Linked DNA regions of Homo sapiens: region 1 is linked to region 2. A link is a loop called in an ENCODE intact Hi-C map of the cell type or tissue named here. Cell type or tissue: OCI-LY7. All regions are shown on one strand. Links, peaks and the distances in the headings refer to the core of each region. The heading gives the core; the rest is flanking DNA. Region 1 overlaps LOC642846 (DEAD/H (Asp-Glu-Ala-Asp/His) box polypeptide 11-like). Region 2 has its middle 30 kb from the start of KLRF1.

Evidence for each region. A loop is a pair of places that touch in the nucleus more often than their neighbours do. Peaks named below come from ENCODE experiments on the same cell type or tissue, not always from the same donor. Only the 100,000 strongest peaks of a DNase experiment are listed, where the experiment ranks them.
Region 1: a loop joins it to region 2, with 2.5 times the contacts of the local background. A loop is called at or near these places in 8 of 110 quality-filtered maps.

Annotation. Positions count from the first base shown.
Region 1 is chr12:9,313,699-9,326,450 of GRCh38, forward strand. It overlaps LOC642846 (DEAD/H (Asp-Glu-Ala-Asp/His) box polypeptide 11-like), which reads left to right. Exons shown (of 22, transcript NR_024374.1): 22 at 1-390. Among named protein-coding and RNA genes, the nearest start is that of LINC02367, 47 kb to the right of the region's middle. In OCI-LY7, for the core only: a CTCF peak has its summit at 5,734 (motif pointing left); DNase peaks (open chromatin) are centred at 6,143 and 6,263; H3K27ac peaks cover 717 bases.
Region 2 is chr12:9,791,277-9,804,028 of GRCh38, forward strand. It overlaps a transcript of KLRF1 not described here. Among named protein-coding and RNA genes, the nearest start is that of KLRF1, 30 kb to the right of the region's middle. RefSeq lists an enhancer at 6,778-6,877. In OCI-LY7, for the core only: CTCF peaks have their summits at 6,954 (motif pointing left) and 7,160; DNase peaks (open chromatin) are centred at 2,745 and 6,925.

The DNA.
Region 1 (12,752 bases), core at 2,606-10,605, 480 kb before region 2:
CTGCCTGGATTTGTATCCTTGGCTTCGTGCCAGTTCCTCCAAGTCTATGGCACCTCCCTCCCTCTCAACCACTTGAGCAAACTCCAAGACACCTTCTACCCCGACACCAGCAATTATGCCAAGGGCCATTAGGCTCTCAACATGACTATAGAGACCCCGTATCATCATGGAGACCTTTGTTCCTGTGGGAAAATAACCCTCCCACCTGCAACAGCTGCCCCTGCTGACTGCGCCTGTCTTCTCCCTCTGACCCCAGAGAAAGGGGCCGTGGTCAGCTGGGATCTTCTGCCACCATCAGGGACAAACCGGGGGCAGGAGGAAAGTCACTGATGCCCAGCTGTTTGCATCCTGCACAGCTACAGGTCCTTAATTAAAAGTGTACTGTTGGTTTCTGCTGAGTTTTTTATTGATATGTGCTGCTGTTTTCTCTGGAAGCCTCTTTAGGGAATCGAGGAGCGCACTGGTGCAGGGGCTGGGTGGAGCCATCCTCCGATGGAGCACAGGCAGATGGAAGCCCCCACCCCAGCTGCGTGGCCTGAAGCCAGCCTCCCGCTCCCCGAAGGTGGTCTCCACACAGAACTGGGACAGTTCCATCCCTGCCCCTTCCTCCAGGGCAGCAGGGCTGAGGATCCCATTCTGGCTGTGTCCACGTCCGGGCCATGGCTGGAGTCTGGGTTTAGGGGAGGAAGGCATGGCGGCGCCCGCTAGGATTTCCAGTTGTCCTCTTCTTCCTCTGCCTGTGGCTGCTGGGGGTTAGCAGACACGGTTTGTTGTCTGACATACGGGCTCTCTCCTCCCGGCCCCTCACCAGCCCCAGAGGTGAAAAGGCTGGAGGGCAAAGGCTGAGTGAGGGAGGTCTGTGGGGAGCACTGGTTTCCCCAGGCCCCAGAGACTTAAACACAGGAAGAAAAAGACAAGAGAGAATTAACGATGCCACAGCCCATGGCAGACAGCGGCCCTGCCTCCTACCCTTGCGTCTCAGGACCAGCTTGTTGAAGAGATCCCACATCAGTTCCCTGCCTTGGCTTACGGCTCTCACTGCAATAGGAAAGCCACGGAGTGGGGTGTGGGGTTCAGTCACATTGGACCCCCGGCTCCGTGTTCCTGTCCCCTGTAGTGTTTTTGTTATTAGACCCTTTTTCCTCCTTGGTTTAGGAATGGGGGCCCCAGGGCCACCCTTGTCCAGGCTCCCTCTACCGTAGAGGTGAGAATTCCAGGGCGCTACAGTTTGAAAACCACTATTTTATGAGCCAAGTAGAACAAGAAATGACAACTATTAAAAAGAAATAAGGGATTTCTGACCAGCTAACAACCCCACAGAAAATCTGCCAGGGATCCAGAAATGAGACTGAGGTGGCCTCAGAGAGTGGCTCCCTCCTGAAGGGGATGCTGCTGCTGTCATCCTGCCCGGCACCTTGGACTGCAGTGGGCGGGGCCTGGGGTGGGGATGAGGGTGCACTGACCAGCACCGCAGCAGCTTGGGGAGGTTGGGGTGCTGTTAACATGCCATCTTATAGGTCGGAAGTGGAAATGGGAGAAAGTGTGGGGTGCCTAGGGAAGGAGGTGACTGAGTAGGGAGCCTGGCTGCCATCCTAACACACAGCTCACTGGGCTTGAGAGACTTGAGCCTGGTGCCAGGGCAGTGGGTGATGCTGGGGCCCAGGCTGGCACCATACTTGAGGTCTGCCAGGCAGGTCAGGTAGGATGGCACATCGACCTTGGGGACTTGGCCCAGGTCTGGCGTGTAGAAGTAGTTCTCCGGGACACACGGGATTAGGTAGGGACATGTGAGAGGTGACAGGGACCTGCAGGAGCAGCTAGCGAGACCTCATGTGCACCCTGCACAGCTGTGGTGGCATAAGGGGTTCAATAGAGCCTCTCCTAGAGAGGAGCCTGGCAAGGCCCCCAGCCCCTGCCCCTGCCCCTGCCCCTCCCGCTCCCTGTCCACCTGCTGCTCCAGCTGCTCTCTCATTGATGGACAAGGGGCACTGAACAGTTTCTTCTCTGTCTCTGCCCCCAGCATCACATGGCTCTTTGTTACAGCACCAGCCAGTTGGTCCGGGAAGACAGACTTCTTGTATCTACAGGGGCAACGTGGAGGTCAGGCAAGCCAGCACCTGCTGTCCTGGGACCATGTTCCTGACCTACCTCTCCCATGTCATCAGGGACACTGCACTGAGGGGTCCCAGGCCACCGAGCCAAGCCACCCTGGTCACCTTCTGGCTCCCGCCTCTGTGCTGCACCTGAGTGTGATGCCCTGGGACCCCCATTAAGTCAGGCTGAGTCTTGCACCCACACCCTGCGACTCCATTTTCTGCTACAAAGGATCTCTCTGATGTTGACGAGCAGCATGGAGACTTGGGGGACCCCCCCAAGCGCCTCCTCCATGTCATCCTTGGGCTCCAGCTTGGCGCTCACACACACAGGAAAGGACTTCAGCTTCTCCTGGGAGGGCTGGGTGGCTGAGGGGTGGTGGATTTTGGAGTTGGACCAGCAGCTGGCCTAGAGGCTACTGGGGAGGAGGGAGCAGGGAGCACCCACTGCTGATCCAGATTCACTCCTTCCCTCGCCTCTGTCATGACCCCAAAGAAGCAGATCCTGAACCTGGGCTCTTGTCTTCACCTTTGTTCTCTTCCACTCTGGGGTAATTAAGAATGATTTGCTGGCCAGGCGCGGTGGCTCATGCCTGTAATCCCAGCACTTTGGGAGGCTGAGGCAGGTGGATCACAAGGTCAGGAGATCAACACCATCCTGGCTAACACGGTGAAACCCTGTCTCTACTAAAAATACAAAAAAATTAGCCGGTCGTGGTGGCGCGCATCTGTAGTCTCAGCTACTCGGGAGGCTGAGGCAGGAGGATGGCGTGAACCTGGGAGGCGGAGTTTGCAGTGAGTGGAGATTGCGCCACTGCACTCCAGCCTGGGCGACAGAGTGAGACTCCGTCTCAAAAAAGAAAAAAAGAATGATTTGCTAATTATGCAGGCAGCTGATCCAGTGCTGTGTAACCTTGGGGGCCACCAGATGCCAATCAGTAGAATGGGAGAGAAGGAAGGATGGAGGAAGTGAGGACAAGGGGCAAGGAGGAAGGTCTGTCCACCTGTCTCTTTTGTGCAGGAGGTGTCCAAGCAGGAGGAGCACGTCACATCCCCACTGAAAAAGCCCACAGAAAATGAAAAGCCCACATGCTTGTCCATTGCTGCAGGATGGGGGCAAGTGGAGGGGGAGAGGTGTCGGCGCTCCCACCTTACTCCCAGTCATGGCTGACTCCTCCCTTTCCTTCGTTCTTGTTCCTAATCTGTCACCATGTCCTGTCGTTTTCTTTGTCTCACCCAACCCTCTGTGCCTGCAAATCCCCTGACTGCAGCCTCATCCCTGTCACCTCCTGACTGTAGTTGGTGACAGAAGAGGAGGCTGCACCAGTGAAGGAGCAGGGACTCCAGGTCTGGCAACAACCAGGGATGGGGCCGGGTGGGGGTGACTTGGACCAGGAGAGGGGCCTGAGTCAGGCAGTCACATGCTTCATGCTGGGGTCCCCCAAGTGAGGCACAGCCCGGGGTCCCGGGAAGAAGACCAAGCCTCATTTCAGGTTGCTTGTGGCCAAAGACAGGACCTGTGTACCCAACAACCCCTGGGACTTTTGCAGGAAACAGCAAACACCATTCGCTCACTCGAGTTAGATAAACACTGAGCGAAAAGTCACTGGAGCCCAAGGACTGTGCGGGGTCAGTGCTGCCGATACAAGAACCGCAGCCCTCCAGCTCGGCTCCCTCAACGGCCTGCGCTGCAGCCACACTGGCCTCCTTTCAGGTCCTCCACCTCAGGGCTGTAGCTCATGTGCTTCCTTCTTTCTGGAATGTTTTTCCTGACCTACCCACTCACCGTGAGATTTTTACCACAAATGCTATTTCCTCACATCCGCCTTCCCTGACCCCTGAGACCAAGCTAGGTCCCCCATGATGGGCCTCGCAGCACCTCATCTCCCCTCCACAGAGGCGGTGATAACCCACAGAACCCAGGGCCACGATCCCTGGCTTTGAACCCTGGCTTTGCCACTCGGCCAGATCTCTTTCTGTGCCTCAGTTTCCTCATCTATAAAATGGATAACAGCAGCGCCTGCTCATAAAATGTGGCAAGGATTAAATGAGTTAACGCACTCAGATCAATGGTGGAGCAAGCTCCATGATACATGAAGATTAGTGATTACAAAATACTATAAATAGGCCTTATCACAACTGTAATTAAATAACTGATCATTAATTGGTTATTTAGGTCTGTCTCTCCTGCCAGAGTGTATACACCAGTTGGACAAGGACGCTGCCTTATTCATCACTGGATCTATAGTGATTTGCTCAGTGCCTTGCACACAGGCACTGTTGGGTAAATATTTTCTGGCTGCAGGAAAGAGTGAAGGACTAACCTCCCCAACCCCCCTCCCACCCCCGCCCCTTGCTACCTCGTGGGAGGAAGAGCATGAATTGGGAGAGCAGAGCCACCACAGGAAACCAGGAGGCTAGGTGGGGTGGAAGGGAGTGAGCTCTCCGGCTCTCAGGAGCGAAAGCTTCCAAGTTGGGCTCTCCCCTTGGCCCCTTCCACCCAGGAAAGACAGCTGGGTCCGCCAGGACCAAGAATCCCCAAAGGGGCTGCTCCCAGAGGTTGTGTTGCAGGGACTGGAGAGAGGACTTCCCAGTACAGGGGGTGGCCCTCTGATCAGGTGGGGGTGGGTGGCAGCAGAGCATTTGGTAGGAGGTCAGGAGCTCACAGGAGATGGGATTCTGCCGATGCCTGCTGAATGAATGAGGGAGGGAGACGGCAGGACCAGGGACTGGGGAATTGGTACTAAGGTGCTGGGTACCTGCCGGGCACTCTGTCCATACATGATCTCAGTTCAGCTCTCCACCTTGGAAACACAAGAAAGGAGCCGTGGCTGCAGAGAAAAACAGAGGCTGGAAACAGGGGTACATGGGCAGGGTGGTGGTGGTGAGAGAATTGCCTGAATCAGCTGCCAAATGGTGCCCAGGTTGGAAAAGCAAATGTGCACACATGGGTTCTTCCCACTCTAACCCTGAGGAATTAGAGGCCTGCTTCTGACACAGACTGGGCAGTGGCTAGTGACTCTAGGTATAGAGTATCCAGGCCCTGCTCACCCAGGCTAGAGCTTAGGGAGCCAGAAGGAAGGAGGTGCATGTTGGGGTGCAGGACAGGAGGGAAAAATACTCGAATTGCAAGGTGAGGGCACAGTCTATTTATATTGGGTTGAATTAACTCCTCCCCCTGATGCCACTAAAGCAGGAATCACACTGCAGATGGCACTGATTTGATTGGCAAGAGACATGCCAGGAAGAATATTAAGGGACCGGACCCCTATAATTAGGCCTAATCATAGCCTGTTGTTTGAAAAGGGCATGAAGGACATTCATCAGGCCTGGCACTGTGCCCTAGACCTGCTCTCCTGGGTAGTGGGACCCTCCGTGGCAACAGAGGTGTGGGTGGGCCTGGGTGAGTGTGGCAAGAAATGCCTCGGAGGCTCTATTTGGCCTTAAAGTGCTGTGTGACCTTGGATAAACTGCCCTCTCTGAATCTCTGGTCCTTTCCATTTCCCATTCTCCAGGCTGAGAACTGCACTGTGATATATGGTTATTCCCATAATAATAATGTGTGTATCATGCATAATGCACTGCACCTCTTCACCACGCTGGTGCCCACTCTTCTGCTCCCCCTGCCGGATTCCTCAGCCCCTTCTACCCTGATGGTTCTCTCCTTTCCTCCTCAGGCCAGCACTTCCCATGATCTGAGATGTCCGTCCTCCTTCCTCTTCAACTTTTTCTCCAGCAGTGAGTTCCTCCTCCTAACTGAGGCTTCCAGGAAGGATATCCTCTGCTTCTCAGACCTGAACCTGCCTTGAATACTCATGAGGACCCAGGAGCTACTCCTCACCTCCCACTTCTCTTCCCTCCTGTCAGATAACCAAGGCACGGCCAACTGATCTCCAACCATCTGAGGAACCCAACCGTGTGAGACCACCCACACCTTTCAAGAATGTTCCTCCCCTCCCCTTCTTTGTATTTATACTGATGCAAATTTGCTGGCCATCTTAACTCAGTCCTGTGCCTCAGTTCTCCCACCTGTAAGATCAGGAGGAGGATAAAGATGTAAGACTTTCTGCACACGTTTTAAGATGAATTCCTTGTTACCACATCTGAGGGTGTCTGTGTTTACTGTACTATCCACGTGAGAGGATTGTACAGACACGAATCTAAACAAGGAAGTAGCAAGTCCATTCAAGCATTAAGAGGCTGATTAGTGGTTTATTCATTCTGTCTGCAAGCATCTACTGATCATCTATTCAGTGCAGACCATTATCACAACAAAGGTGAATAAGACACTATGCAATAGCCAGGGAAACAGCCTCAAAAACAGTTAAACTCTAATCCAGCCATGAGTACAATGCTAAGGAGGGACAAATTCCCTTCTAGGGCTAGGGAAGTCAGGAAAAAACCTCTCAGCAGAATGTGTGCCTCTCTACCAGGCCCAGGGAGAAGGTGCAGAGACAGCATTCCAGGTGGGGAGCAGTGGCTCACACCTATAATCCTAGAAGTTTGGGGGGCCATGGTGGAAGAATCAAGACCAGCCTGGTCAACATAGACTCCTGTCTCTACCAACAAATATATATATTTTAAATTAGCTGGGTGTGGTGGTGCAGGTCTGTAGTCCCAGCTGCTAGGGAAGGATGAGGTGAGAGGATCATCTGAGCTCCAGGAGGTCAGTGGAGGCTGCAGTGAGCCATGATCATGTCACTGTACTCCAGCCTGGGCAACACAGTGAGACCCTGTCTCAGAAAAACAAAACAAAACGAAACGAGAGAGCATCCCAGGTAAAAGGAACAGCTTGAACAAAGGTACGTAGTGAAACGGCAAGTGGTCTTGAGTGGTGGGGACACAGTCATCCTTGAGGAAGTACCAGGAAAAAGAATGATAAAGAGAGGCCAGTTTGTGAAAAACACCCAAAACCAAGGCTAGGAGTCTGGTCTTGAACCAGGAATGAAATCCTTAGACCTGTGCTGTCCAGTGTGGTAGCCACCAGGTACATGCAGCCACTCAGCACTGGAAATGTGGCTAGTCTAAATTGAGATGTGCTGTCAGTGTAAATACACACCGAATTTCAGACTTAGGAAAAAAGAACATAGACTATCTCATTAAAATCTATATTGATTACATGCTAAAATGACCATAATTTGGATACATTGGAGTAAATGAAATATATTGCTAATTTCTTCTGTTTCTTTTTTTTTTCAACTGAGTCTTGCTCTGTTTCCCAGGCTGGAGTGCAGTGGCACAATCTTGGCTCACTGCAACCTCCACCTCTGGGGTTTGAGCAATTCTTCTGCCTCGCCTCCTGAGTAGCTGGGATTACAGGCACCTGCCACCATGCCCAGCTAATTTTTGTACTTTTAGTAGAGACGGGGTTTCACCATGTTGGCCAGGCTGGTCTCAAACTCCTGACCTCAGGTGATCTGCCCGCCTTGGCCTCCCAAGGTGCTGGGATTACAGGCATGAGCCACCACGCCCAGCCTCTCCTATTTCTTTCTATGTTAAAATCACATATGTGATTTCCATATTTTTCTTTTGTTTTCTTTTTGCCACACTCAGTGTCCTGTGATTCCAAAGAAATGAATCCCAGTTCTTTTCAGGCAGGAGCTATCCTAGAATGGATTCTGGCGTAAGCATCAAAATCATTCATAACATTATCATTTTATGGCCCCTTCGTTCTGTATCTGGTAGCTCTTAAACTATTATCATGAAGATAATCATTATTGTGCCTCTCTCAGCAGATGGTATTTCCTTATGCTACAATGGTACTACAAATATTAGCTCATAATACCCATGTATGTTAGAACCATTCTAACACCTTCTCAAGAACTATTCCATTTAACTCTTAATCACAGTGAATTTATTATTATCTCCTATGTTACATAAGGAAATGAAGTTGGAAAGACCACATGGCATTTTTTTTCAACATTGAAACCCTACTTGAGATCAAGCCCAAACTTGAACCTATGTTGTCTGACTATAGAACTTCTGTTATTTATCAGTATGTTTTATTATTTTTATACATTAAAATTGAAGATCTTGGAGTTTAAAAATTTTTTTAGTACTACCGATTGTAAGACCCCTTTTTATGATACTTTGTCTTTATGTAAACCTAAACTATACTTTTTATATATATATATATATATATATATATATATATAGACAGAAAAACAGAGAGTCTTACACTAACCACCCCCCCCCCGTGTGGTCAACATTTTTGTTACTTTAAGATACACCACCCCAATTAACTTCACAACAAACTTTGGAGTCATGTAATACTATCTATTTTTAGGAATGAGAAAATCCAGGCACAAAGGTTAATTGGCAATTATCTTTTGCAAAGTCTGTGGTGCTCATCTGAAAAGATGACGATCACTTCTTATTTAGTGGAAAGACAATAAATAGTTGATAAGTAATAGTCTTCCATCAGGGAGTTTTGTAATGAGAAACCCTGACTCCTCAGTTCCCCAGTGGATGACTGCAGTTCACTCTCGGTCTTTGCTATTGTGTTACCTGCTTATCCATTTTGTTACCTTTTAATGCATTACATAAATGCATAAATATTCTTTAATAATGGTGCTTTCCTCACATCTATGCCATCCGTGTTCATCAAGATCTTCTTTCAGTTTCTTTGACAACTAAAACTGTACATATGTATTGTGTATGGCGTAATATTTCTACTGCACAGCATTGCTTTACACAATGTGGTAAAAACTATGGACTCTCCCAGGAAAATGCACACACACCGTACCCCTGTCTCATAAGGCAGTTTATAGTTTCAAAGTGCATGGAGCCCGTCCTGCACACCATTCTCCCACACCCCGCTCCAGCGCCTCTCCCTGAGTTACAGACCTCACTGTGGGCCCCCGGGGAACCAGCGCAGAGGTTTAAGCGGTGTGGGGTCAACTCCAAGGGTCAGGAGTTGGCAACTGGTTGGTTCCCCATATAATTGATGCCCCCGACACAGCATCTCCCCGAACCAATAATAGAAGCTTCTGACTCCTTCGCCCACCCTTCTGACTTCTTCTTGCTTCTCCCATGGAAGCAGGTGTGGGAACCGCTGAGCGGAACACCCTCCCCCAGCGGGAAATCCGGGACACGCAGGAGCCTCAGTGAATCCGACCATTGTCTCATCTCACCAGGCAGGTGCCTCCTCCATCCTATGTGCGATCAACTTTATTACTACAATTATTAATATAAAGCTGTTGTAACCAAGTGGGTAATAGAGGAACGCCACACTTTGAGACTAATTCAGGAGTTCTTTATTAGCCAGCGATCGAGAGACGGCTAGCGCTCAAAATTCTCTCAGCCCTGAAGAAGGGGCTAGATTTTCTTTTATACTTTGGTTTAGAGAGGGGAAGGGGAGCCTAGCTATAGCAATCTTATAGAAGTAAAACAGGCAAAAAAAAGTTAGACAAATGGTTACAGGAAAACAAATGGTTCCAGGTGCAGGGGCTTTAAATCCATCACAAGGTGATGGGTGCAAGGGCTTTGGGTGCTATCTACTGGATACAAATGCAGGGGCTTAGGATACTATCACCCGAGCGAATTCCTGGGAACTGCGGACATAACTTGCCACAGGACCTTATCAGTTAATTGCACTCTGATGTGCTGGGAGTCAGCTTGCACAAGTTAAGTCCTTGAGGAATTGGGTGGGCAAGGAGCTGCAAGTGAAGGAGCCAAAATGGAGTTTGTCTGGCTCTCTCAGCTAAGGGAGACTCAATTCAGGTTAAAACAAGGTAGCATATCATATTCCCCACTTGTTACAAGAGGGTTATATTGGACTTTAAGATATATAAGTTTGACAGAAGCTATGTGTTGCTTTATAAAGTTAAGAAACCAGTTTTAACTTACGAGGTTTGAAGACTAAACAAGAGGAGGAGAAAGGGGTCCCGCCAATCCAGTAATTAGAGTAGTTAGTCATGGATTACAGTTAAACATGCTTTGGTACTAGGGGGTGTTATGAATTTGAGCAGGAATGCTGTCCACTTTCAGAGCCGTCAGTGTGGTGAGGATGACAGTATGAGGTCTTTTCCAGGCAGGAGTGAGTCCTTTTTTTTTTTCTTTTGGAACTTTTTAACATACACCAGGTCACCCGGCTGGAAAGAGTGGCAGAGCCCCGTCTGGTCAGGAACTGGGTTGGGATGAGCTCCCCGGACAAGCGGCTGGATGATGTCTTGTACCTGTTGGAGAGACTGCAGGTACTGTAATAAATTAGCTTGTGAGATTTCTGCTAAATGGGTATCCCTTAGCTTAGGCAAGATAGGCGGAGCCCTCCTATACATGATTTCAAAAGGTGAAAACCTAGCCCGGTAAGGAGTGCATCTCACTCTAAGAGGGGCTAAAGGAAGGAGTCTCACCTAATTTTCACCGGTCTCTAAGATCAATTTTGTAAGAGTATTTTTTAGGGTGTGGTTCATGCGTTCTACCTGCCCAGAGCTCTGGGATCGAGAGGCACAATGGAGCTTCCATTGAATGTTTAGTGCCTTACTGACTGACTGAGCTATGGACGAGGTGAAGGCCGGTCCATTATCAGACCCTATGGCAGCAGGCAGCCCATGTCGAGGGATGATTTCATTGAGTGAAAACCTAACTACCGTGGTGGCAGTCTGGCAGTCTCGTTCTTGGTGGCAAATGCCTCAGTCTATCCAGAAAAGGTGTCTAGTAGTACCAGAAGGTATTTGTACTCTGCCTGGTGTGGTTTTATTTCTGTAAAGCCAATTTCCTACCTTCTCCTGGCGAGCCTCCCCGGAGGCGGTGGCCTGAGCTGGGTTTAGGACCTTGCTTGGCGTTCACCTGGGCACAAGCTGCTTGGTTCGCTAAGTCCTGAAGGTGGGGGATCTTGAAACGGCTCCTTAGAAGCTGGGCCAGGTTTCCTCCTTCTAAATGGGTGGTAGAATGCAGACGACTGATTAAAGTTTCCCCGAGAGCTTGGGGTATGAAGATTCCGGAATCAGGAAGAATCCACCAATCTTCCTGATTTTTACTGGCCTGAAGATCCAAAGCCTATTTTTCCTCCTCTGGGGAGTATTCTGGGTGATCTGGTAAGTCAGGTTGCGGAAAGGACACTGCAGGCAGCAGAGTCAGAGGCGTGACTGGGAGTTGAGCTGCCTCCCAGGCTGCAGAGTCTGCTCTTTGGTTACCACAGGCAATGGCCATGTCTTCTTTTTGATGTCATTTGCAGTGAATTACAGCCAGCTGTTGAGGGAGCCAAACAGCTTCAAGCAGGGCCAAAATTTCTTCTTTGTTCTTGATAGCCTTTCCTGCTGAGATGAGTAGCCCATGCTCTTGGTAGATGGCTCCATGTACATGCACAGTAGCAAAAGCATACCTGCTGTCAGTGTGAATTTTAATACGTTCGTCGTTACCCTATCGGAGGGCCTGAGAGAGGGCAATCAACTCAGCCCTCTGTGCCGAGGTACCTGCTGGCAGTGCTTGGGCCCACAGTATATTCGTCTCCGTAGTGATGGCAGCACCAGCCTTTCGAACTCCCTGCTCAAGGAAGCTGCTACTGTCTGTAAACACAGTGGCATCCGCCTCCTTTAAAGGCACGTCTTGGAGATCAGGTCGGCCAGTTTCCGTAGTCTCTAACAGTTCTTGGCAGTCATGGACAGGTGTGGTAAGGTCTGGGTCAGGGAGCAAGGTAGCTGGATTTAAGCATCTTGTGGGAGAGAAAGTTAAATGAGGCTGATCTAACAGTAAACTGTGATACTGCAGGATGCGGGCATTTGACATCCATTTGCCAGAGGCACTTCATAGTAAAGTGTCTACAGCATGAGGACCTGTAAGGGTTAAATTTTGGCCCAGAGTCAGTTTATCAGCTTCCTGGACCAGGCTCGCTGTTGCTGCTACTGCTCACAGACAACTTGGCTACTTGGTGGAGGCCACAGGGTCTAGCCTCTTAAGACAAGTAGGCTACCGGACGTCACCATGGCCCTCCACTGTGGCGGTCACCGTGGGCTGCTGGGGGCCAAGAGAGAAGGAGCCCCGGTCTCGTCAGTCATCAGACTCCTCCGCTGCGGGGAGGGTGAGGACTTAATTTTTCTTTTCTGGTTTTTCCTCTGGCTTTAATGGGCATTCTTTTTTCCAGTGTCTAGTCTGCTTGCAATAAGCATGTTGGTTTTTCTCCAGGGGAGCCTGCTCGCCTTTCTTGCCTTTCTGGCGGGGACCTGGGGTTCCCTGGCCATTCCTCTGTGATGGGGGCCTTTCCTTCTTGGCTTCCTGGATGGCCGCCACTAAGATTTTCGCATGTCTTTTGGATGCCTTATCGGCGGCCTTTTCAGTTGCCTGAGCTGCCCGTTTTCGCTTTTCAAACTCTCGATTGTCAAAAACTTTCTGGGCTATCTCTAGAAGTTGGCTAATGTTCATTCCAGCAAATCCTTCCAGTTTTTGTAATTTTCTTTTAATATCAGGGCCTGCCTGAGCCACAAATGCCAAATTAATAGCACAGCTATTCTCGGGAGCCGCCGGGTCAAAAGGGGTGTAACTCCGGTAGGCCTCCTGGAGGCGTTCCAAAAACGCCCCCGGTGGCTCATCAGGTCCCTGGACAACTTCAAATGTCTTAGACAAATTTATGGGTTTTCGAGCAGCTCCTTTGATACCCGCAAGGAGATACTGGTGAAAATCATCTAAAGCTCTCTTCCTGCCTGAGGAGTTTGGATCCTA
Region 2 (12,752 bases), core at 2,601-10,600:
CTATAGTTTTTCAAGGCTACTGTGAAGCTGAGGAATACGGAATAGGAATAGAGCAAGTTAAATCTCCACAAAGGTCACTGTTTTCAATTAAATTCACCTATTTTCTTGAGTAAATGCTTGCCAGATTTTTGCAAGTCTTTGGTTAATTCACAGTATTCTGAGGAAGTTTGTTTTGACAGTTTTTGTCAATGTTCTTGTTGATTTTATGAAGGAATAGCTTTTTGTAGGTCTTTATTCCACTGTTTCTGCTCATGTCTGGCAAGACAATTAAGCAGGTAATTATGAGGGCATGTAGAACACATCTTGGAGAATTTATTCTCAAGGTGGCATTCTATAAAATTATGTAAATATTTAATCTGAGAAGTGAAAGATGAGACAGTTTTCCAGGTGAATAAGGCAGAGGAAAAACAACAACAACAACAACTTTGTAGACAAGGGTAAAATGTACAAGTCTTAGAGATGGGAGAAAGAATGGTCCACTACAGTGAGACTGAAGAATGGAACAAGAGACAAAGCCAGATTACAGGGTGAAATCAATGCTGTTAAATAGTCTGGAATTATTCTAAGTGCAGAAAGAAAGTAATAAATTCTTATAAATTTGGGACAAATTGCAATTAGATATTAATTTTTGGAAGTTAACAGGTGCAATTTTTGGAAGTTACTCAGTCTAACAGGTGCAAGATGAACTGGAATAAAGGGATACCATAGAGAGATGACTGCCTTTAAGACCAATGCAGTGGAAGTAGAGATGATGGAAAGTTGTTGAATTAAAGACATTACTAGTCATTACAGTCTATGATTTATTAGGTAGGGTCATTTAATCAGAAAAAAATGCAGACAGAGAGTCAAGGATGGCCTTCATGCTTTGATTCCTAAAACTGTGGGCAGTATTCTTTCAAATGAGTCAGAAATTAGGGGGTAAAATTAGATTTAGAAAAGAATCAAAATGATCACTTTTGTTTCTGGAATATGTGGGAGATTGAGTTGGATATTTTAATGGACTTTTGGATATATGCTGCTAGCCCTAAGCAAAGGAGTCTGATCAGGAAAATTTATCTATCTATCTATCTATCTATCTATCTATCTATCTATCTATCCATCTATCTATCTATCTATCTGCATATATGTGTGTATATATGTATATATATGTGTGTGTGTGTGTGTATATATATATATATGTCTTCCTTATCTTTTGATTTAAAAACTGGTTTTCCATTTACAATGGGTGCAATGGTGTGTCTCCACTTTGGACTGAAGCCTCATTGTCTCAGCACCTGGGAGTCAGAAGCTTTCAACTGAATCTTCCTTGTATGGCTCTCAGCTAAACAGAAGTGCCTTCTCAAAGTCACACTTTCTCCCAGTGCCAGATGTATCAAACGGCTGGTTCGTGTGGGAGTATAAAAGCTTGGACTTGTTGCCTTATATCAAGATAAACTTGAAAGGGCACTCACCTCCAGAGCTCCCTATACTGTTAGCTGAAGCCTTTGTGTTACTGCATCACAATTCAATATCTGCCTTTGCCCAATCCTTTCTTTCTCATCCACAGGTACTTAACATCCTTTATGTAATCCTTCATCTGAGAGTCTGTTTTTGAGGAACCTGACCTGTAACACAGCCTGAAGAAATTTGGGGACAAATCCTAGCAAAAAATTGGGATATCATTCTTGATGTATTTATTTTTTGGATGATACATATCATTTTACTCCCTAAGAGCCATACCAATCAATACTACAAAAGAATGAGCAAACGGAATTTCTCTGCAGCCTGTATCTCAACAAGATCTGCTCCTCCAACTCCTTGCATCTGGCATTTTTTGGGGGATAATCATAAGGAATGTTTTGACTCTCTGATAAACACACAGAAATGAACATTTTGTAGGAAACCATAAACATGAGTCATACAGATAAAAAGCAAACATAGTTCTATTTACTGTCATCAGAGTATGTAGATCAATATTTTATTGCATTGGAAGCTTCATCTGCCATTTTTAAAGTAATCATTTCAACCAGGAGGATGGTATATTCTGACTGAAAACCTCCCAGGACCATATTATGTAGGCAAATGATTTTTTCCAAAGAAATAGACAGGAAAGTGGCTGTAAAGACAAAATGTATACCTTTGACTATAGTGGCTAAGGCCGTATCTCTGTGTTTTTTCCATTGACCACATGGTTGGTTTGAGTCATAGGTGTACTGAGTCAAATGGAATTGAATGATAAAATCAAGGAGCACTTTGTATCCAGAAGTACAGCAGAACATATCAAATATTAAATTGATGCATAAAATAGGAAATATCTTTGTTTACCTACATGTTAATACTAAAAAGTACTATTGCCCCATGCTTCACGATGAATATCAGGAAAGTAAGAACCATGGGAGATAAAAAATGAATTAACATAGTCTCCGACCTGTGTGTCTACAGTTGAATTTTATACATATAAGCCTTATAAATAAAGCATTTTACCTGCAAAAAAAGTGATCATAAAATAATATGATTACACAATTACACAAGGTGATAAAAGGAAAAGTTCTAATAAAGGGGCTAAGGAGCCGTGTGATAAACCAGTTGTAGGAAATATACTTCTCAGTCTTGCTTTGGATGTTGGAACGGTTTTTGAATGTCCTGGTTTTAGGAAAACTCACCTTCTACCTTTCTTCGAAACTTCAGAATTCATTTGCAACCAAATAAGGAAGTAACTCCTACGCATCTGTTTCCTATACACGTTTCTCTTCATTTCACCACAAAACTATGTAATTTATAGGAAGTCAATTTAACTTCTTTTCTTAGAAACAAGAAGTTACAAATTTCAAGGGTATTTTTGGAGGTATTGGCGGTTTACAATTTCATTCAAGGTTATTGTCATAGTTTGTTACACTTTTTAGTATAAGAAAAGCCTAATACAAAATATGTCAAACTAGCAAATAATTGAATTAATTTAAAAGAAGATAAAATGAGAACATTAATAAGAAGAATAAATATAGAACCCAACGTACCTTGAATTTCAGTGAAGCAACAAATTGTTTTTCTTAAAATATCTGTGTTTATATGAGCACTAAGTGGGCTGGGATTGTAAAATCCTGTTAGTAACAGCGGAATCACCTTTGTATCATGACAATGATGAAATTACTGTCTCTTGTCACAGCTGTGTGATTTGACTAATATAATTTGGCTTATATAATTCCCCAGCAATTAAATCTACTTTTCTGATTACACTACACCTGCACCTTAATAGGTGTATTTAGCTGGGGAAATAAAAAATCATGCTGAAATGTCTCATTTAAAAAACATAACCCACTTGAAACAGGCTTTTGTAGTTAGTACTGCACCCTAAACTATTCCTGTCAAGACCACCAATGACCTTCATTTTACAAAACTAATGACTGGTTCTCTGTTTTCATCTTGATTTCCATTTCTTTCTCTTTCTGTTTCTCTCTCTCAGTTTGGCTTGCATGAAACTTTTCTTCTATGTCACTAGTCATTTCTCTGAAGAAGCCCTTTTCACCCCTTTGTTTTCTTCTACTTTATCTGCACAAGCTTCCTAGATTATCTCATCCAGCCCATAGCATTAATGCCTTCCATATTCTTACGACCTGTTTTTCAGCTTTGACCTCCTTTTTGCATTCCATATTTGTCTGGCAACCGCTTAGTCACACTCTCTACTTCAGTGTCAAATTGACATTTTGAATTTAAAATGTTAAAAGCTCATCTTCTCATTTTGCCTTTCATACCAGCTTATTCTCCAGCTTTTCATATCTCAATGGTAGTTTTATCACATTCACACATATCAAAAACTCCTGAGACAACTTTGTCCTCTCTCTCCTAAACACAACATCTAACCCTCAGTGAGCAATGCACACAGAATCATACGTCCACTGCGACCACTGTATTTCACATTTCACGCTAACACCAACAATTGCCTGCTATCGTTAACAGTGTTTTAATTGTGATCTTTCTGCTTCTGTCTTGAAGCAATGGTAAAGAACTCCCTGGACCCCCATATTTATGCCTGGACCCTGCTTTGTTTCTTCAAGGCACTTTTCCTCCAGCCGAATTATTAGTATAAGATTGTTCTGTTTGCTGCCTATCTCCCTTCATTTGAATGTAAGCAGCATAAGGGCATCAGTTTTCTTGTACTAATTGCTATATACCTAGTGCCGAGAACATTGCCAGGTGATAGCAGATGTTCAATAAGTATTTGTTTAATTAATACAGACATCGATGTGTACATATGATAGTGAGCGAGAGTGGGTAGATCGAGGATGATTATATTAAAAGATGTGATCAGAGAGGACTTCTCTGAATAATCCAGATTTCTTCTAGATTTCTCATTTGTAAGTATGGTAGTGCTCCTGAGAGAAAAAGGCACTGCAGACGTGATATGCAGATAGCAAGTCCAAGAAGTAAGAAGCAGAAGCCTTCTTACCTTCGTGTACCATATATTCTCTTTGGTTTTACCCTGCTTTGAAAGGTACCGTGACTCTGTACCTCTCAAAATTTCATTTCCAGTGGTCCAATATATACTCAGCCTGAGCTCGCTGAAAAATCTCCAGCTCTTTTTTTCTGGGCAGGTGATATTGGCAGCATCCTGGCCAGGAGGTCTAGCCTGAGAAATAGAACTTTTTCAAATAGCGTGTCTTGTATTGATTCCTCTTGTTGCATCAGTTAACCACCAAACATTTATCATGATTTAAGTTTACATCCTCAACACTTTTCATATATTTTCTACAGGAGAATGGTGGAAATCAAGGAGGGGGAGTATGTCAACCACTGGAATACTGTGAGGACGAACGCATTGGCTTTTACATGGGTTTTAGGAAGAACCACATGATTGACAGTGTCAGTCCACATCCCTTCTGATTATCCACAAATTAAAAATTGAGCTGAGATCTGAATGGTGATTGAATTTGTCTGGGAAGACACTACCATTGTTGTTTTGATTGTCATTATTTAATATCTGTCATTTAAAGACCCCACCATTTTCTTCCTTTAGGAGGAAAAACCATCTTGGCTTTTCTGCTGTAATTATTCTTCTGGATAACTCTCAGAATAATTTTTGTTCTGATTTTGTCAAGGTATTAAATAATTACTGATATGTTGCTATATTATATATTTAATTTTCGGTTTTCTTCTTACCGGGCTTCTCAGAAAAATTTGACGTAATTGATCTTTACTTTTCCTTTATACACTTCCTTCCTTTGGTTGCTAGAGAAGTAGTATCGATAATACTAGTGATATCAACATCACCATCTTTACCACTTCTAATGCTGCCGCTGACTCTACCACTATCAATCTCTTCATGTGAATTACACATAAGGGTTGTTTTGTGTTTCATATTAACTTTCTTAGGTGTTTTCTTTAAAGTACTCATAATTGTAACTATAATATGCAGTTTCCTATGTAATCATTTGATAGTGGAGGATTTATGGTGAATTATTTTCATGAGACTGCCTGAAATTTTATACTCTCTGGTTAGAGATCTTTTGTTAATTTCTTCCCATAAGTGTGTGTGTGTGTGTGAATTTCATTTTAAAGAAAAAATGAGAAAAAATTTATTTCCAGGACACAGAATAAATTGGAAACAGACATACTTCTGTCTGTTTTTTTTCACTGCTCATTTTATTCAATTCAAAACAATATAAACATTCAGATACTCTTTGAGCTGGTTTCAGGATTTTAGACCTCTGTGAATAATTTTTTTTCTTCTTTTTTACGAGTATTCCAACCACATTTTTGGGGGGAGCAGGCATATTCATTTTGCTGTTGAAATTATGGCAAAAACTGCAATGACTTTTGCACCAATCTAATACATGCTGTCGTTTACAATTAGGTAGCTTTCAAAAGGCAGGGGCCGGCGATCAGCCTTTTATGCATCTAATCTTGGGTAACAAGGACTGGCTGTAATGAACTGTAATGATAACTCCATTATAACTTCAGCTAAAGTATGTGTTGCATATTGTTTTCTTCGTAAATGTTAAACAGGAAGTAAGCATCATTTAGGACAAGGAATTCTCAGAAAAAAAAAATAAACACCACATTGAACGTTTACACAAATTTTAGTGGAACTTACTTTGGCGCAATGCCTAACAGAGTAAGTTACTAACTCTCTTTTTTATTCCTTAAAGAAAGAAAGAAAATAAATGAATTTACAGTAATGTTGGAGTTTTCAGGCCTATTGAAGATTTGGGATAGATTGTGCTAGAACAGATTGACATTGACAGATTTCAAGTTCCTTTTGCAAGTTATTTTACTTTGTATTTTAAAGAGGCAATATGTTTATAAAGCAATCAAATTAGCCTATTTGTGGCATATAAACTTTTTATATAATAAAGCTGGGAAAAAGAAACTCTAATTTCTTTACCAGCTTGAGGGCAATTGACTCTAATACAAGAGGGTTCCTAATCATTAACATATATGTTTATTTGCATTCATAAACTTGAAATGCATATTCAGTTGTCTTATTTGGTATTTAATAGTAGGGGGATATCCTAAATCAAAATTACTTTAATTTATATAATTGTAATCATTTCAATGTTTTTGGAGGGGGAGATAATCCTAAAAACTAAAATTTAAAAGATGAAACTATTCATTATTCCTGCTGTATAACAGATGGTGAATGCAGGCACATAATAATAGGCAGTGTGGCAATACTGAGCACAATGACCAGATCAGGACAGATGCTTAAAAATATTTTAAAAAAATAATTAGAGTAATTGTTTTGTATGACTCGAAGAAAGAATCGGGTTAAATAATAGAGGGCACAGGGCCAGCGAATTAAAGCACATCACTTGATTTTGTGTTTCAAATAACTGCCTTGGAGTAAATGAGCTCCTCAGACCAATTTCTGACACAAGGCCTACACCTCACAGCCTTCCTGTTCTTCTGCATTCCTGCAAGGGCTCTTGCACGTAGACCTTCAGTTCGCTTGTGAACTGTTGCTCTCTAGTGGTGGTGTGAGGCCTTAAGGAAACACCTGCTACTGTGTGGTCAGGAGGTAAAGTGCTGGGCTCTCATATTGTCCTCCCTGTAAACACCTTCCTTTCTGCGTTTGGACACCTTCACCAGATTCTATTTTCCATTTGATCATTAGTCAAACACTTATTAGACAAACAAGTGGGCCAGAAACTGACAGATGTTAGAAATACACAAATAAAAGTTATAGACTCTTCTATTTCATGTGTTTCATAAAGTATTAATGGTATATAAATTAAAAAATAGAAATTAGGTAAGAATAACCTCCATCACCGATATTTGACATTTCCTTTCTCAATTATAAATCATTGATCTTAAGTTATTGTTCTTTCAATATCTGAAACATTCTAGGTATTAAATTGATATTGAGTGAGTGAATGAGTGAAAGAATGAATGCGTGTATGGTAGAAGCTATTTTGGGGAAAACGGTCTTCAATGCTCAGGTATTATTAAGAGCAAAGCTGCTTTCTCTATCTATGTAGTGTTTATGACCAAGAGAAAAGGCTTAGATATATGAGCAGAAACAGAGGATTTTGCAGTTTATTTTCTAAACTTTGGTCTTTTGTACTTTATGTGAATGTTCAATCACATGGTTTTAATATATTTTTCATATATGTTTCAACTTTGTATGATGTGAAATCACAGAAATTATATCATCTGTTGTATTTTATTATATAATATCTATTTTTTGATCCCATAGAAGTACCAGGGTGTTTTTTTTTTTCCTTTCAGGGGTCATTGTTTGCATAAAAAGAAAAAAAAAACTAATTTAACTAGATATTTAAGTGATTTGCAAAGCAGTGTGTTTCCAGCTGTTGAAGGACTAAGGTTTTAAGAGAGTATAGAACCGATTGTACTACTCATTAGTCTAGGTAAAGCTTGTGTGGAGAAACAGCTCCATGAAGTCAGATTTGAGGCCTCTAAGTCCTAGCCCCAGAATTTTACTATCTCTAGGTAACTTTGGAGAATAATATGATTCTTCTTATGTTTCTATTCTTCGTTTTCAAACAAGGTTAACAATCTAAGCTGCAACTAAAGTGTGATAAGAGGTTCTAATGATATAATGCATGTAGAATACATGTAGAAATCACTTCATGTTTGAATTACCACTACCAATGCTCAATCAGAAAAAGTATCTTAATATCCACCTTTGTCTTGTCAATTTGTTCCCTTTCTGTTCTATCAGATGTAGTTCTAGAGATTTCTAAGCCTTGCCATCATACACTTTTTCTCTATATTTGAGCTTAGCCTGTATTGTAAATATAAAATCCTTTGAGGCAGTTGAAGCTTTTACTAATATCTTTATTCTCCAGTATCTAGCACATTAGCTGACAAGCAATAAGTTCTTGATTTATTAATTTATAATGTATAGGCATTTAATATTAACTTTTAAAATAATTAGACAATGAATATATAAATTCAGAGCACATATCCATTAAAGGCATGTAAGCAAACACATTACAAACATCTATAAGAAAAGGGCCCCATAATTATTTAAAAAAGTGATTATGTGATATTTTATAGTTTTGTGCCTCAAGAATATATTTTTTGCAGCTCATGTATTTTTAATATGCACACTTTTTATTTAAATCTTGTATTTTATTTAAATCTTTTATTTATTTAATTATTTAAACTACGCATTTTAAGGGTCTTCCATGCCTTTTCATAGCTTGATAGCCCATTTCATTTTAGTGATGAAGAATGTTCCATTGTCTGAATGTACCACAGTTTATCCATTCACCTACTGAAAGACATCTTGGTTTCTTCCAAGGTTTGGCAATTATGAATAAAGCTGCTGTAAACATTCATGAGCAGGCTTTTGTGTGGACATAAGTTGTCGACTCATTTGGATAAAGACCAAGAAGTGGGATTACTGGATTATATGGTAAGAATGTGTTTAGTTTTCTAAGAAACTGTCAACATGTTTTCCAAGTGGCTGTGCCATTTTGCATTTCAATCAGCAAAGAATGAAAGTCCTATTGCTCCACATCTTTATCAGCATTTGGTGTTGTTCATATTTTGGATTTTGACATTTCTAATTGGTGTGTAAATGTTTTCAAAGAAAATTTTAAATTTCAATAGCTTTTGGAGTACAAGTGATTTTTGGTCACATGGATGAATTTATATAGTGGTGAATTCTGAGATTTTATTACACTCATCAATCACCCAAGTAGTGCACTCTTTACCCAATATGTAGTTTTTTATTCCAAAACCCCTCCTATTCTTCCCCTTCTGAGTCTCCAAAGTCCATTATATCACTCTGTGCGCCTTTGTATACTCATAACTTAACTCCCACTTATAAGTGAGAACATATAGTAATTGGTTTTTCTGTAATAGCATGTTTTAATGTGAAATTACCTAATGACATATGATATTGATCATATTTTAATAAGGTTATTTTCCATTTGTATATCTTCTTAACAAGGTATCTGTTCAGATCTTTGGCCCATTTTTTAATCAGGTAATTCATTTTCTTATTGTTGAGCTTTAAGAGTTATTTATCTATTTTGGATTACAGTCCTTTATCTGATATGTCTTTTGTTAAGTATTTTCTTTTGGTCTGTGGCTTATCTTTTCATTTTTTAAAAAATTTTATTCATTTATTTTTAAGTTCCAGGATACAAGTGCAGAACATGTAGGTTTGTTACATAGGTATACGTGTGCCATGGTGGATTGCTGCACCTATCAACCCACTATCTAGGTTTTAAGCCCCACATGCATTAGCTATTTGTCCTAATGCTCTCCCTCCCCTTCCCCCCATCCCCTGACTGGCACTAGTGTGTGTTGTTCCCCTCCCTGTGTCCATGTGTTCTCATTGTTTAACTCCCACTGATGAGTGAGAGCATGCGGTGTTTGGTTTTCTGTTCCTGTGTTAGTTTGCTGAGGATGATGGCTTCCAGCTTCATTCATGTCCCTGAAAAGGACATGATCTCATTCTTTTTTATGGCTGCATAGTATTCCATGGTGTATATGTACCACATTTTCTTTATCCAGTCTATCATTGATGGGCATTTGGGTTGGTTCCATATCTTTGCTATTGTGAATGGTGCTGCAATAGACATATGTCTGCATGTGTCTTTATAGTAGAATGATTTATGCTCCTTTGGGTATATACCCAGTAATGGGATTGCTGGGTCAAATGGTATTTCTGGTACTAGATCCTTGAGGAATCACCACACTGTCTTCTACAATGGTAGAACAAATTTACATTCCCACCAAGAGTGTAAAAGCATTCCACTATCTCCACAGCCTCACCAGCATCTATAGTTTCTTGACTTTTTAATAATCGCCATTCTGAATGGTGTGAGATGGTATCTCATTGTGGTTTTGATTTGCATTTCTCTAATGACAAGTGATGTTGAGCTTTTTTTCATATGTTTGTTGGCCACATAATGTCTTCTTTTGAGAAGTGTCTGTTCATATCCTTTGCCCACTTTTTGAATGGGATTGTTTGTTTCGTTCTTGTAAATTTGTTTAAGTTCCTTTTAGATTATGGATATTAGACCTTTATCAGATGGGTAGATTGCAAATATTGTCTCCCATTCTGTAGGTTGCCTGTTCACTCTGAGGATAGTTTACTTTGCTGTGCAGAAGCTCTTTAGTTTAATTAGATCCCATTTGTCAATTTTGGCTTTTGTTGCAATTGCTTTTAGCATTTTCATCATGAAGTCTTTGCCCATACCTATGCTCTGAATGGTATTGCTTAGGTTTTCTTTTAGGATTTTTATGGTTTGTGTTTTCTGAGGCCAGAATCATCCCGATACCAAAATCTGGCAGAGACACAACAAAAAAAGAAAACCTCAGGTCAATATCCCTGATGAACATCAATGCAAAAATCCTCAATATCATACTGGCAAACTGAATCCAGCAGCACATCAAAAAGCTTATCCATCACAATCAAGTTGGCTTCATCCCTGGGATACAAGGCTAGTTCAACATATACAAATCAATAAATGTAATCCGTCACATAAACAGAACCAATGACAAAAATCATATGATTATCTCAATAGATGCAGAAAAGGCCTTTGATAAAATTCAACATCCCTTCATGTTAAAAACTCTCAATAAACTAGGTATTGATGGATGTGTCTCAAAATAATAAGAGTTATTTATGACAAACCCACAGCCAATATCATACTGAATGGGCAAAAGCTGGAAGCATTCACTTTGAAAACCGGCACAAGACAAGTATTTCCTCTCTCACCACTCCTATTCAACTAAGTATTGGAAGTTTTGGCCAGGGCAATCAGGCAAGAGAAAGAAATAAAGGATATTCAAATAGGAATAGAGGAAATAAAATTGTCTCTGTTTGCAGACAACATGATTCTATATTTAGAAAACCCCATTGTCTCAGCCTAAAAACTCCTTAATGAGCCCAAAAATCAATGTGCAAAAATCACAAGCATTCATATACACCAATAACAGACAAGCAGAGAACAAAATCATGAATAAATTCCCATTCACAATTGCTATGAAGAGAATAAAATACCTAGGAATACAGCCTACAAGGGATGTGAAGGACTTCTTCAAGGAGAACTACAAAGCACTGCTCAAGGAAATAAGAGAGGACACAAACAAATGAAAAACATTCCATGCTCGTGGATAGGAAGAGTCAGTATTATAAAAATGGCCATACTGCCCAAGGTAATTTATAGATTCAATGATATTCCCACCAAACTACCACAGACATTCTTCACAGAATTAGAAAAAACTACTTTAAATTTTATATGGAACCAAAAAAGAGCCCGTAAAGCCAAGACAATTCTAAGCAAAAAGAACAAAGCTGGAGGCAGCATGCTACCTGACTTCAAAATATACTGCAAGGCTACAGTAACCAAAGCAGCATGGTACTGGTACCAAAGCAGACACATAGACCAATGGAACAAAACAGAGACCTTGGAAATAACATCACACATCTACAACCATTTGATCTTCGACAAACCTGACAAAAATAAGCAATGGGGAAAGGATTCCCTATTTAATAAATGGTGCTGGGAGAACTAGCTAGCCATATGCAGAAAACAGAATCTGGACCTCTTCGTTGCACCTTATACAAAAATTAACTCAAGATGGATTAGAGACTTAAGTGTGAAACCCAAAACCATAAAAACCCTGGAAGAAAACCTTTTCATTGTTTTGACAGTATCTTGGGCAGAGTAGAAGTCTTTAAGTCTTTAGTTTGAAAAAAGTTCAGTTTATTAATCCTTTCTTTCATAAATCATATCTTTGGTGTTGTATCTAAAAAATTCTCATACCCAACATCATCTAGATTTTATTTTAAGTTTTATTCTATGAGTTTTATGGTTTTGTGTTTTACATTTTTTCATAAAATTTATTTTGAGTTAATTTTTGAGAAGAGTACAAATTCTGTCTGTTTTTATTTAAAAATTTTTCTCTTCTTCTTATTTTTTGCTTGTGGATGTCCAGTTCCAGCATCACTGTTATAAAGAAGATCCTTTGCTCCTTTGTACTCTCTTGCTGCCTTGTCAAAGATCAGTTTACTGCATTTATGTGAGTCTACATCTGGGCTGTCCATTCTGTTCCCTTGATCTGTTTGTCTTTTCTTTAGTTAACAACACACTCTTGATTACTGCAGCTTTATACTAAGTCTTGAAGTCAAGTAATGTCAGTCCAAATTTGTTCTTCTCTTTCAATATTGTGTTGGCTTTTCTGTTTCTTTTCCCTCTCCATATAAACCTTAGAATAACTTTGTTGATATCCTGGAAATAACTTGCTGGGATTTAACATTTTGAGGCATTGCCAAACTGTTTACCAAAGTGGCT